Linked DNA regions of Homo sapiens: region 1 is linked to region 2. A link is an interaction called in ENCODE POLR2A ChIA-PET data of the cell type or tissue named here. Cell type or tissue: GM12878. All regions are shown on one strand. Each heading gives the region's core, and the rest is flanking DNA. Links, peaks and the distances in the headings are about the cores only. Region 1 overlaps IGF2BP3 (insulin like growth factor 2 mRNA binding protein 3). Region 2 overlaps CCDC126 (coiled-coil domain containing 126).

Region 1 (5,388 bases), core at 97-5,096, 160 kb before region 2:
ACTCCAGCCTGGGGACAAGAGTGAGACTCCATCTCTTAAAAAAAAAAAAAAAAAAAAAAAAAAAAAAGACACATATGTTAAAATTCTGTAGATTTAGGGAAAAAAAAAAAGACTTGCAGAACCTTAACTGCTCCCACCTCTACCAGAAATTGCAAATTACCTACTCAGAGAGTGTGAAAACTCAGTCCAGCTAAGCATTTAAAGTGACTGCCAATTATGACAGTGGTTAAAAATATTATACTTGTATCATTCACATAAATCTGTTTATAAATTGAATAAGATTACTATAAAATGTTAATTATTCTGGCTGGGCGGGGTGGCTCATGCCTTTAATCCCAGCACTTTGGGAGGCAGAGGCGGGCGGATCACCTGAGGTCGTGAGTTTGAGACCAGCCTGGCCAACAAGGAGAAACCCCGTCTCTACTAAAAATACAAAAAAATTAGCCGGGTGTGGTGGTGCATGCCTGTAATCCCACCTACTCGGGAGGCTGAGGCATGAGAATCACTTGAACCTGGGAGGCAGAGGCTGCAGTCAGCCAAGATCATGCCATTGCACTCCAGCCTGGGCAACAAGAGTGAAACTCTGTCTCAAGAAAATTTTTTTAAAAAGTTAATTTTTCTCTTTCAAAATTGTAAATTAATGCTTTTCTGTCTCCCTAGCACCTAGGCATAATGGTTGTCATTGGCAGGGCTCAAAACATAAGTTGAAAGAAAATGAAATTTCAAGTAAGCAATGGAAATCAAACTGCAAACATCAACAACATTAAAATGTAATCCCTTAAGGCAGATTTATCAGTTGTGTAACGGATTAATGTCATCTTAGGTTTTATGCAAGGTCAATAACATAGAATAACATTCCATTTTTGTTTTGTTTTTTTTAGATGGAGACTTGCTCTGTCACCCAGGCTGGAGTACAGTGGCCTGATCTGAGCTCAGTGCAACCACCGTCGCCCGGGTTCAAGCAATCCTCCTGCCTCAGCCTCTGGAGTAGCTGGGATTACAGGCACCCACTACCACGCCCAGCTAATTTTTGTATTTTCAGTAGAGACAGGGTTTCGCCATGTTGGTCAGGCTGGTCTCGAACTCCTGACCTCAGGTGACCCACCCACCTCAGCCTCCCAAAGGGCTGGGATTACAGGCTTGAGCTACCGAGCCCAGTCTGTTTTTTTCATTTTTAAAATAACAAGAAATAACATATTATAATCAGACTTTGCATATACCAATCTCTAGATTTTAAGGAGTTACAGTTTCAATTTTAATTTATAAATATTCATTTTACATGTTTTGATGTTATTTTACTAAAATGTCCATCTAGTCCTTTGATAAATTCAGAGATTTATGGTGGCAGTATGTAAACCAAATTAAAATGTACCATAAAACCAGGTAACTAGAATTTTATGTTTAATCAAACCATTTGGAAGCAGTTTAGTGAAATTTCAGTATCTTAAATTATACTGTTATTAAACTTATTTTGAAAAAGTTAAATATTAATACTGAAACACAAATCGTCCACAACCAAAAGTAAACCGTATCAATCAGATCTACATATTTAAACATTACAGTGATTTTTTTTTTTTTTTTTTTTTTTTTTTTGAGACTGTGTCTTGCTCTGTCACCCAGGCTGGTGACACCACACCCAGTGCAGTGGTGCGATCTCGGCTCACTGTAAACTCCGCCTCCCAGGTTCAAGCGATTCTCCTGCCTCAGCCTCCAGAGTAGCTGAGATTACAGGCATGCGCCACCACTCCCAGCTAATTTTGTATTTTTAGTAGAGACAGGGTTTCTTCATGTTGATCAGGCTGGTCTCGAACTCCCGACCTCAGGTGATTCACCTGCCTCGGCCTCCCAAAGTGCTGGGATTACAGGCATGAGCCACCGCGACTGGCCTATTTTTGTATATTTTAGTAGAGACGGGGTTTCGCCATGCTGACCAGCCTGGCCAACATTGGGAAACCCCATCTCTACTGAAAACACAAAAATTAGCCAGGTGTGGTGGCATGCACCTGTAATCCCAGCTACTTGGGATGGGAGGCTGAGGCAGGGGAATCTCTTGAACCTGGAAGGCAGAGGTTGCAGTGAGCTGAGATCACACCACTGCACATTCCAGCCTGGGCTACAGAGTGAGATTCCATCTCAAAAATAATAATAATAATAAGCAAAAATAAAAAATAAAATATACAAGATTTTCTGGGCTGGGCACAGTGGCTCATGCCTATAATCTCAGCACTTTGGGAGGCCAAGGAGGGTGGATCACGAGGTCAGGAGATTGAGACCATCCTGGCTAACACGGTGAAACCCCGTCTCTACTAAAAATACAGAAAATTAGCCAGGCATGGTGGCACACGCCTGTAATCCCAGCTACTCAGGAGGCTGAGGCAGGAGAATCGCTTGAACCCAGGAGGCGGAGGATGCAGTGAGCTGAGATCGCGCCACTGCACTTCTGCCTGGGAAACAGAGGGAGACTTCGTCTCAAAAAACAAAATACAAAACAAAAAAAACACCATTAGAATTAAATTTAGAGCACTGAACAAGTTCCAGTTAATACAATGTGTTGTGCATATGCTATTTAAAAAGACTGCTCTGAGGTTTTCAGAGGTTTGGGGGTTTTGTTCTTTTTTTATTTTTGGTTAAACATTGCACAACACATTTCTTCTTTCCATCATAATTGGGGTAAACCACATGCTGGAGTTTCCTGAATATCAGAAAAATCTTTAACAAGTACAATAATGAAACCTAAGATATTATTAATATCCTATTAATGACAAGATGTTTAAATAGGTTATAATGTATTATTGACCTACATATGGGTGAATATACTTTACTCCTAAATCAAGTCCACTACTTTAATAGTATTTAACATATCACTTTACTGCAATTATTCCCTATCCCACCTTCCAAAGAACCTTTAAAATTGCTTTTTAGGTCAGGTGCGGGGGCTCACACCTGTAATCCCAGCACTTTGGGAGGCCAAAGCAAATGGATCACTTGAGGCCAGGAGTTCAAGACCATCCTGGCCATCATGGTGAAACCCCCATCTCTACTAAAAAATACGAAAATTAGCTGAGCATGGTGGTAAGTGCTGGTAATCCCAGCTACTTGGGAGGCTGAGGCACGAGAATCGCTTGAACCTGGGAGGTGGAGGGTGCAGTGGGCTCAGATTGCAACACTGCACTCCAGCCTGGGTGACAGAGCAAGACTCTGTCTCAAAAAAAAAAAAAAAAAAAAAAATTGCTTTTTAAAACAGTGAGGTAGTTGGGTTCGGTGGCTCATGCCAGTAATCCCAGCAATCTGAGGCCGAAGGAGGAGGAACACTCAAAGCCAGGAGTTGGTGACCAGTTTGAGCAACATAGAGTTCCCATCTCTACTAAAAATTTAAAAAGAAAGCCATTAATCAGGTGTGGTCTCAGCTCCTCAGGAAGCTAAGGTGGAAGGATTACTTCCATCCAGAATTTAGAGGCTGCACTGAGCTATGATTATACCACTGCATTCCAGCCTGGGCGGCAGAGTGAGACCCTGTCTCTAAAAAACAACAATAAATAAAACAAAACAGTAAGGTATGGTGCTAAGTCGTATTTTTTCTAAAAAAGCATACATTCACAGATGCTCACATATACATGTAAATTTTCCCTAAAGGAACACAATAAACTGCACAGTAGTTGCATTTGAGGAAGGAGAAAAATAAAGTATCATTTAAATTTTGCCATGTGCACTGTTTTTCTAAAACCTTCCAAGCTTTTTAATTAATTTAGAGAAAACTACTTTTACTTAGTTCCTGTGGGTGTTTTGTATACAGTGTAACTAAGTATTACTTAGTTCCTATGGGTGTTTCGTATACACTATAGAGTATTATTTAGTATGACTAAGTAAAACTGCTTTTACTTAGTTCCTGTGGGTGTTTTGTATACAGTGTAACTAAGTATTACTTAGTTCCTACGGGTGTTTCGTATACACTATAGAGTATTACTTAGTATGACTAAGTAAAACTACTTTTACTTAGTTCCTGTGGGTGTTTTGTACACAGAAAATAGCTTAAGATTCCATTAGATTTGTTTCGGTATGTACATTATTCATCAAGAGACCTAAGAATAAATAGGAACACTGAAGAAGCGTGTAACAATGCTTTACCAATATTGTTATAGATAGCACATCAAAATGCCAGAGACTGGGGAAAAATGCATGATCATGAGCTAAAGTTAGACTGGTATGGAAAAAATAACCTGCAGGTGATTAACAATTACCATAAGTGACATACACAACATACAATAGTTATGTTTAAGTAGAGGGCAGTATCTGAATTTAAGGCAATGCATCATGTATATGAAGAATGACCTTATTTCCACTAGTTGTAAGATATCCCCAGAAAAGTATTAGATTTATTACATTTAGGTAGATAAGTCTGTAGTAAGTATAAAGCTGCTCGTCTAAAATGAAGCACAAAACAAATTAAAAGAAAAAATAAAATGAAGCACAAGCAAAGATTTCATCTTTGAAATTAGATGATCATAATCTTTGGACATTAGATGGTCATAATCATCTTTCCCTCTGTGCTGAATCATTGCCTTCAGAATACCACCACGTTAATACACTTGCCTTTAAAAAACCTCACTTCCATAGTCTGAGCAACAAAATAACAACTGTAACATGTTATAATCTATGCAATAAGATTCCATGAGTCTAATATTAATATAAACAAAGTAAATTGGGGAAAGTAAAGTTTATTCCAAATAATAAATGTAGATGCCCAGTGTGGTGGCTCATACCTTTATGTAATCCCAGCACTTTGGGAGACCAAGGTGGGTGGATTACCCGAAGTCAGGAGTTTGAGACCAGCCTGGCCAACATGGTGAAACCTCATCTCTACTAAAAATACAAAAAATTAGCTGGGCATGGTGGCGGGCACCTGAAATCCCAGCTATTCGGGAGGCAGGAGAATCACTTGAACCCAGGAGGCAGAGGTGGCAGTGAGCCGAGATCGCACCACTGCACTGCTGCCTGGGCGACAGAGCAAGACTCCATCTTGAACAAAATAAAAAACAAATAATAAATGTAGAAAAAATAAAGAGAAGTAGAAAGCCACTATTTGACAGCCACTATAGTAGCAGTGACAGTTGCTGACAAGAATCATCAATGGATGCTAAAATTAGTGAAAGTATTGAGAGACAGAATCTCTACATTGTCTCAAAATATCTCCCCACAAAGTTCTTATTACAAAAGAAAAAATAGTAACTTTACCCTGAAGAAGCCTGGCAGACACTACTTAACCAATTGGTCAAAGTTACCACCACTACTGAAACAAAAATCAACAAACACCATGTGCCTCTAGATGAGGTGCACTGAAAGCAATATCACTTCTGAGGAATTCCATCAAAAATGCCTCACCTGGTGCCA
Region 2 (5,388 bases), core at 199-5,198:
CTTGTACCTCAGCCATCCAAGTAACTGGGTTTACAGGCATGCACCACCATGCCTGGCTAATTTTTGTATTTTTAGTAGAGATGGGGTTTCACCATGTTGACCAGACTGGTCTTGAATGCCTGACCTCAAGTGATCCGCCCTCTTCAGCCTCCCAAGGTGCTGGGATCACAGGCATGAGCCACCACGCCAGGCCATATTTTAAATTAAACTTTTACTGTAGCATAATGGTTAGTTTTCTTTTTGCCTTAACATTTTCTGTTTTTATCCCTGCCTCACTTTACCATTTTTCTTTTATCTGTTTTTGTAATATTCAGTGCTATTGTCTTCTATTCTGTCTCCCAAATGTGCCATCTAAAAATGATCTGATATCTTGACACTCATTATTTCCGTATCTTAGCTGGAATTTTAGTGTAGCTTCTCTCAAGGCAGTGCATTTTAAATCTTAGACCTTATTATGGAGCGAATGGCTGTGTTCTGTGTTAACCCCCCCCCCCCCACCACCATATTAGCCTCAGGCAGTGTTACATAGAGAAAATATTTTAGGAATGCCCCTTTTTCCCTGAAATTACATTCCGGGGTCAAGTCTGTGGAGGACTTTTTTTTGGGTCGTTTTTGGAGAGAACTATTTGAACCTCTGAGCTGTGGTGAACATACTGTGTCTTTTTGTAGTAAATCTATGCCTCTCTAGCTGAAATTCCTTTGGAGACTAATAGGCAGTAGTTCTTCTAGTACCTTTGGCTGAGTGAAAGCTTCTCTGCCTGCTAGTTGCTGCTATTGCTGTTGATAGTTACTTTAGCTATAGTTATAATGGCACAAAATGTAGAGCACTGAATAGATGCAAAAATGAGATTTGAATGAGAGATTTTAAGGTATGATTAGCCATCTATTTGTGTTTTTAATATTGCTGTTGCTATGTTTGCATAAAATACAAGGAAGTACTTCATGACAGATGACAGGGAGTGTGAAATGCAGTATTTTTTAAACTTTTTTGTTACAATCCGTAGTAAGAGATCTTTTTATAGCAAGACTCCATTGATGGCTGAGTATGGTTGTGTGCACCTGCAGTCAGTCCTAGCTACTAGGGAGGTAGAGGTGGGAGAATCATGTGGGCCCAGGAGTTTGAGACTGGCCTGGGCAACATAGTTAGATCTCATATCAATAATTAAAAAAAAAAAAAAAGACTCCATACACGTGTAACTGTGTGTGCATAGGCTGGACTCAGTGGCTCATGCCTGTAATCCCAGCGCTTTGGGAAGCTGAGGCAGGAAGATCGCCTGAGCTCAAGAGTTTGAGACCAGCCTGGGCAACATAGTGAGACCTTGTCGCTGCTAAAAATAAAATTTGTCAAGTGTAGTGGCACACACCTGTAGTCCCAGCTGCTTAGGAGGCTGAGGCAGGGGCAAGGGTGGGGGCCTCTTCAGTCTGGGAGATCAAGGCTCAGTGAGCTATGGCCACTGCATTCTAGCCTGGGCAACAGAGCCAGACCTTATCTCAAACAGCAACAACTGTGTATGCATGCATATGTCTGTATATGTAAAAATAAACTGGAAATTTAACAAAACAAAATTGGTAGTGTGTACGGTCTACTCTGATGGTTTCTATTTTATCTTGTGTTTTGAAAATTGCTCATTGCAAACTGTTGATTTTGTTCCCTGCTTTTGAAAAACAGTGGAGTCCTGTGCTGAAAGTTTGGATGCCTAACGTTTCTCTGTATGTTTGACTTTGAGTAGTCATTAATTCTCTTTGTGCTTCATTTTCCTTATCTTTATAATGAAGTTGTTCTAGTTTAAATATTTGCTGATTCTTTGTTTGATTTAATTAATTAATTAAATTTTGAGATAGAGTCTCTGTCACCCATAGCTCATTGAAACCTGGCACTCCTGGGCTTGTGTAGTAGTCCTCCTGCCTCACCCTCCAGAGTAGCTGGGACTACAGGTGCGCACCACCATGCCCGGCTAATTTTTATTTTTTTTTTGTAGTGACTGCGTCTTGCAGTGTTGCCCAGGATGGTCTTGTACTTCTGGCTTCAAGAAGTCCTCCCACCTCAACCTTGTAAAGTGCTGGGATTACAAGTGTGAACCACCATGCCCAGCCTGTTTTACTTTTCTCTGGAAATAATGTTGGACTAAAGACAAGCACATATCTTTATGTCTGTGGCTAGGGAGAAACCACTGAAAAATGGCTTAAATATTTGGTTGTTTACATATACATAGTGTGCTGTTTGTCAAGTAGCATAATGGAGCTTGGAATAGCACTTTTCTCCGAAGATCTTGTAAAGTGGAGTGGACATGTTAATGCCTGTAATAAATATACAAATTTAGAAAAAAAATTTATCCATGTTTTTCTACTTTTGTGTTTCTTAACAGGGAATATTTTGGAGTTTGAAAAATTATATTTAAAATGCTTAATACAAGTTTTAAGTAAATGCACTGACAGATTGCTACCTAGACCTTATTTCGTATCTGATCTTGCCACTGCCCCTTTCAGATTAGAGAACACCAATAAGAATATATTTTTCTTTGTAAACACCACCATATCAGATCATTACTATTCCTGTATATTACCAAATAGTGGAACTGCCATTTTCTTAAGACAGGGGAACACAAAGCTTTCTTTGCTTGTGGGTTTCCTTCTGTTCAGTTTGTATGATTTCTCCAGACCAGGCCATTTCATGCTGTGCTTTGGGAGCCTTCTCATTCTCATTTGTTTGTACTGAGGAAAATAGGAATAAGGAATTTGTTGACTGCTCCCGAGATTCTGGTAAAAGAAGAATTCTAAAGGTTTTGTTGGAAGGAAATTGGAACCAGACTTTGTACTTCCTCCTCTTTCTGAAATCAGATATTACCCCCTCATTATTCTTTGACCTCACACCTCAGGCAGATGTTCCAAGACACATCACCATTTTTTTTTTTTCTTCATAGCAGTTTATCACAAACTGAGATAACTTGTTTGTTTGCTTGTTTGTTGTCCCGTTCCTATTAAAATAGTATCCAGAAAAACAGGAATCCTGTCTTTCATATCTTGCTTTACCTTTCACATCTATGGTTCCTGGCACATGGTAGGTACTTTGCTATTGTGAATGAATTAGTGAACAAATGAATGAGTAAACCAAGTTCTTTCATGCCTTAAATAGAACTGCATGTAGTAAAGGTTGTGTTTGAGCCTAGGCCTTTATGCACTGCCCCCCACCCTCCACCTCCAATTCTTTTTTCTGGAAGTGTGTTATCACTATGTTTACTGATCATGGTGAAGGTCTCTACCTTTAGAAGACTTTGTGTTTATCTTTGTTTTACTTCATATGTTTTTATCTTCTAGTTTTTTGCCTGTATAAAAACTAACATATAAGACTTCCGAAATCCTTCTTGTAGCAACTTTATAATACTTTGATTTATGTGAATACAGTTTACTTGAAACTTTAAGAGCCAGCTTAATAATTTAGTGAATAGTTCAAATTAGGCATCTTCAGGATCATTGTCCTAAACTGCCATTACTATTTTCTGGTTACATTCTTTTAAAGCAAAAAAGAACAAAACTTCATTTAATACAGTTTATTCCGTATTTACAAACACAATCTTTCTAGGGGAAGTAAGGAAGGTAGTGTGGTGTAGAGAAAACCCTAGACAGTGAGTCAGGACCTGTATTCTGGACCAGTAGGATTTCTGCCATTAACTGGGTTTCATTTTTAGGCAAGACACTTAACATCTCTGGGCTTCAGTTTCTTTATCTGAAATGCGAGGGAAATGGATTAGGTTTCTTCTCAGGTTCTTCCAGTCTAGAAAAGGATAATTGAAGGTACTTTACCCCCAAATTTCTATCCTCTGGTCCTCTACCCCAAAACTCATTGCAGAGAGGTCACATTGCTGCGTGGGAGAAGGTGGGGTTAGGTTCAGGGATGTGTTTTAAAGTAAACATAAGGCATTTCTCAGTGACGGCTGATTGTTCACTAGGCTCTGTGGGGGATGTGGCAGCAGTGTAAGGCTTGTTGTTCTTGCCCATAAGGGACCTGGGACTTAATCAGGGAGACATGGCTTACACACATGCTTGGATGTGTGATATATAAAATTAATTGGTATGAAGTAACATGCTGTGGGAGTTAGAAGAAGATCAGTGTGGGGTAGAATAAGGTAAGGAGGTTTTGAAATCATTCTATCCGAGGTAAGATTTAAACAGGTATTTTACCTCGTCTCCTTTCAGACTACTTGGAAGATGAACTGTTCTCATCAGCAACATGCTATTATGTCATCTTTTAGGACTAGGTAATGCTCCAGTGACTTAATACCAATGACATTTTCATGTTGTCCACAAATTCTGAGTAGAAACCTTTTCAAGCCTGTAGCCTCTCTGAGAGCTGACTGTTATTAACTGAATGAGAGGATGTCAGCAAACAGGTAAGACACATGCTGGGTAAATAAAATTATCATATAAATGTAAGATATAATTATTACTATTGTATGAAGCAGAGAGAAGACTGGCTGGATTGGAGGAGATATTTTTGTGACTAATGAGAAATAAACTTGGTCTTTGGAGACTGGGTTGTGGAGGCCCATGAGAGCTAATCAGGAGTTTTATTTGAGTCTGTTAAGACATTTCCTGTATTACCTAATGTTACTCAGATTACCAAGAATTAGTAGCATTGTTGCATAAATGCCTGACACTAATGATAAAGATTAATATTTATTGAGTAGTATGTCAGTTATTCTTTACCAGTATTAAATAGGTATTGTTGTCCCCATTATATAAGTGAGGATATCAGGCCTTAGGGAGATAAAATAACTTTTACAAGGTTTTAAAGATATACTATAATTTCATATAGAAAATGATAGGGCCAGGTGCGGTGGCTCACACCTGTAATCCCAGCACTTTGGGAGGCTGAGGCGGGTGGATCACAAGGTCAGGAGATCGAGACCATCCTGGCTAACATGGTGAAACCCCGTCTCTACTAAAAAAATACAAAAAATTAGCCGGGTGTGGTGGCGGGCGCCTGTAGTCCCAGCTACTTGGGACGCTGAGGCAGGAGAATGGTGTGAACCCAGGAGGTGGAGCTTGCAGTGAGCCGAGATTGAGCCACTGCACTCCAGCCTGGGCGACAGAGCAAGACTTCGTCTCAAAAAAAAAAAAAAAAAGAAAATGATAGAGAGTACCTTGTGGCTAGAGTGGGATAGGAATTGGAGTGCAACTTTTTGAAAACATTTTGAAGCGATGACATTTGAACTAAGTACTAAAGGATGAAAAGGAACAGGTTGTAGGGAAAGTACTCCAAGCTAGGGAATAGCAATTGTATAGACCCTGAGGTCAGAAAGAATTTAATGTGTTTTCCCTAGCATGGGTTTAGCATGGTGAGCAAGAGGGAAGTGGTATGAGATTAGGACAAAGAGAAATGGGTAGAAG

What was found. ChIA-PET counts read pairs that join two places held together with the same protein. Peaks named below come from ENCODE experiments on the same cell type or tissue, not always from the same donor. Only the 100,000 strongest peaks of a DNase experiment are listed, where the experiment ranks them.
Region 1: POLR2A ChIA-PET joins it to region 2 with 8 read pairs; 1 of 35 experiments calls an interaction of 5 or more read pairs at or near these places.

The regions. Positions count from the first base shown.
Region 1 is chr7:23,441,538-23,446,925 of GRCh38, forward strand. All of the region lies in intron 2 of IGF2BP3 (insulin like growth factor 2 mRNA binding protein 3), which reads right to left. Among named protein-coding and RNA genes, the nearest start is that of IGF2BP3, 26 kb to the right of the region's middle. In GM12878, for the core only: no CTCF peak of the experiment used is centred there; a DNase peak (open chromatin) is centred at 2,591; H3K27ac peaks cover 1,272 bases.
Region 2 is chr7:23,599,892-23,605,279 of GRCh38, forward strand. The region is part of intron 2 of CCDC126 (coiled-coil domain containing 126); the gene reads left to right. Among named protein-coding and RNA genes, the nearest start is that of CCDC126, 5.2 kb to the left of the region's middle. In GM12878, for the core only: no CTCF peak of the experiment used is centred there; no DNase peak of the experiment used is centred there; H3K4me3 peaks cover 3,359 bases; H3K27ac peaks cover 1,410 bases.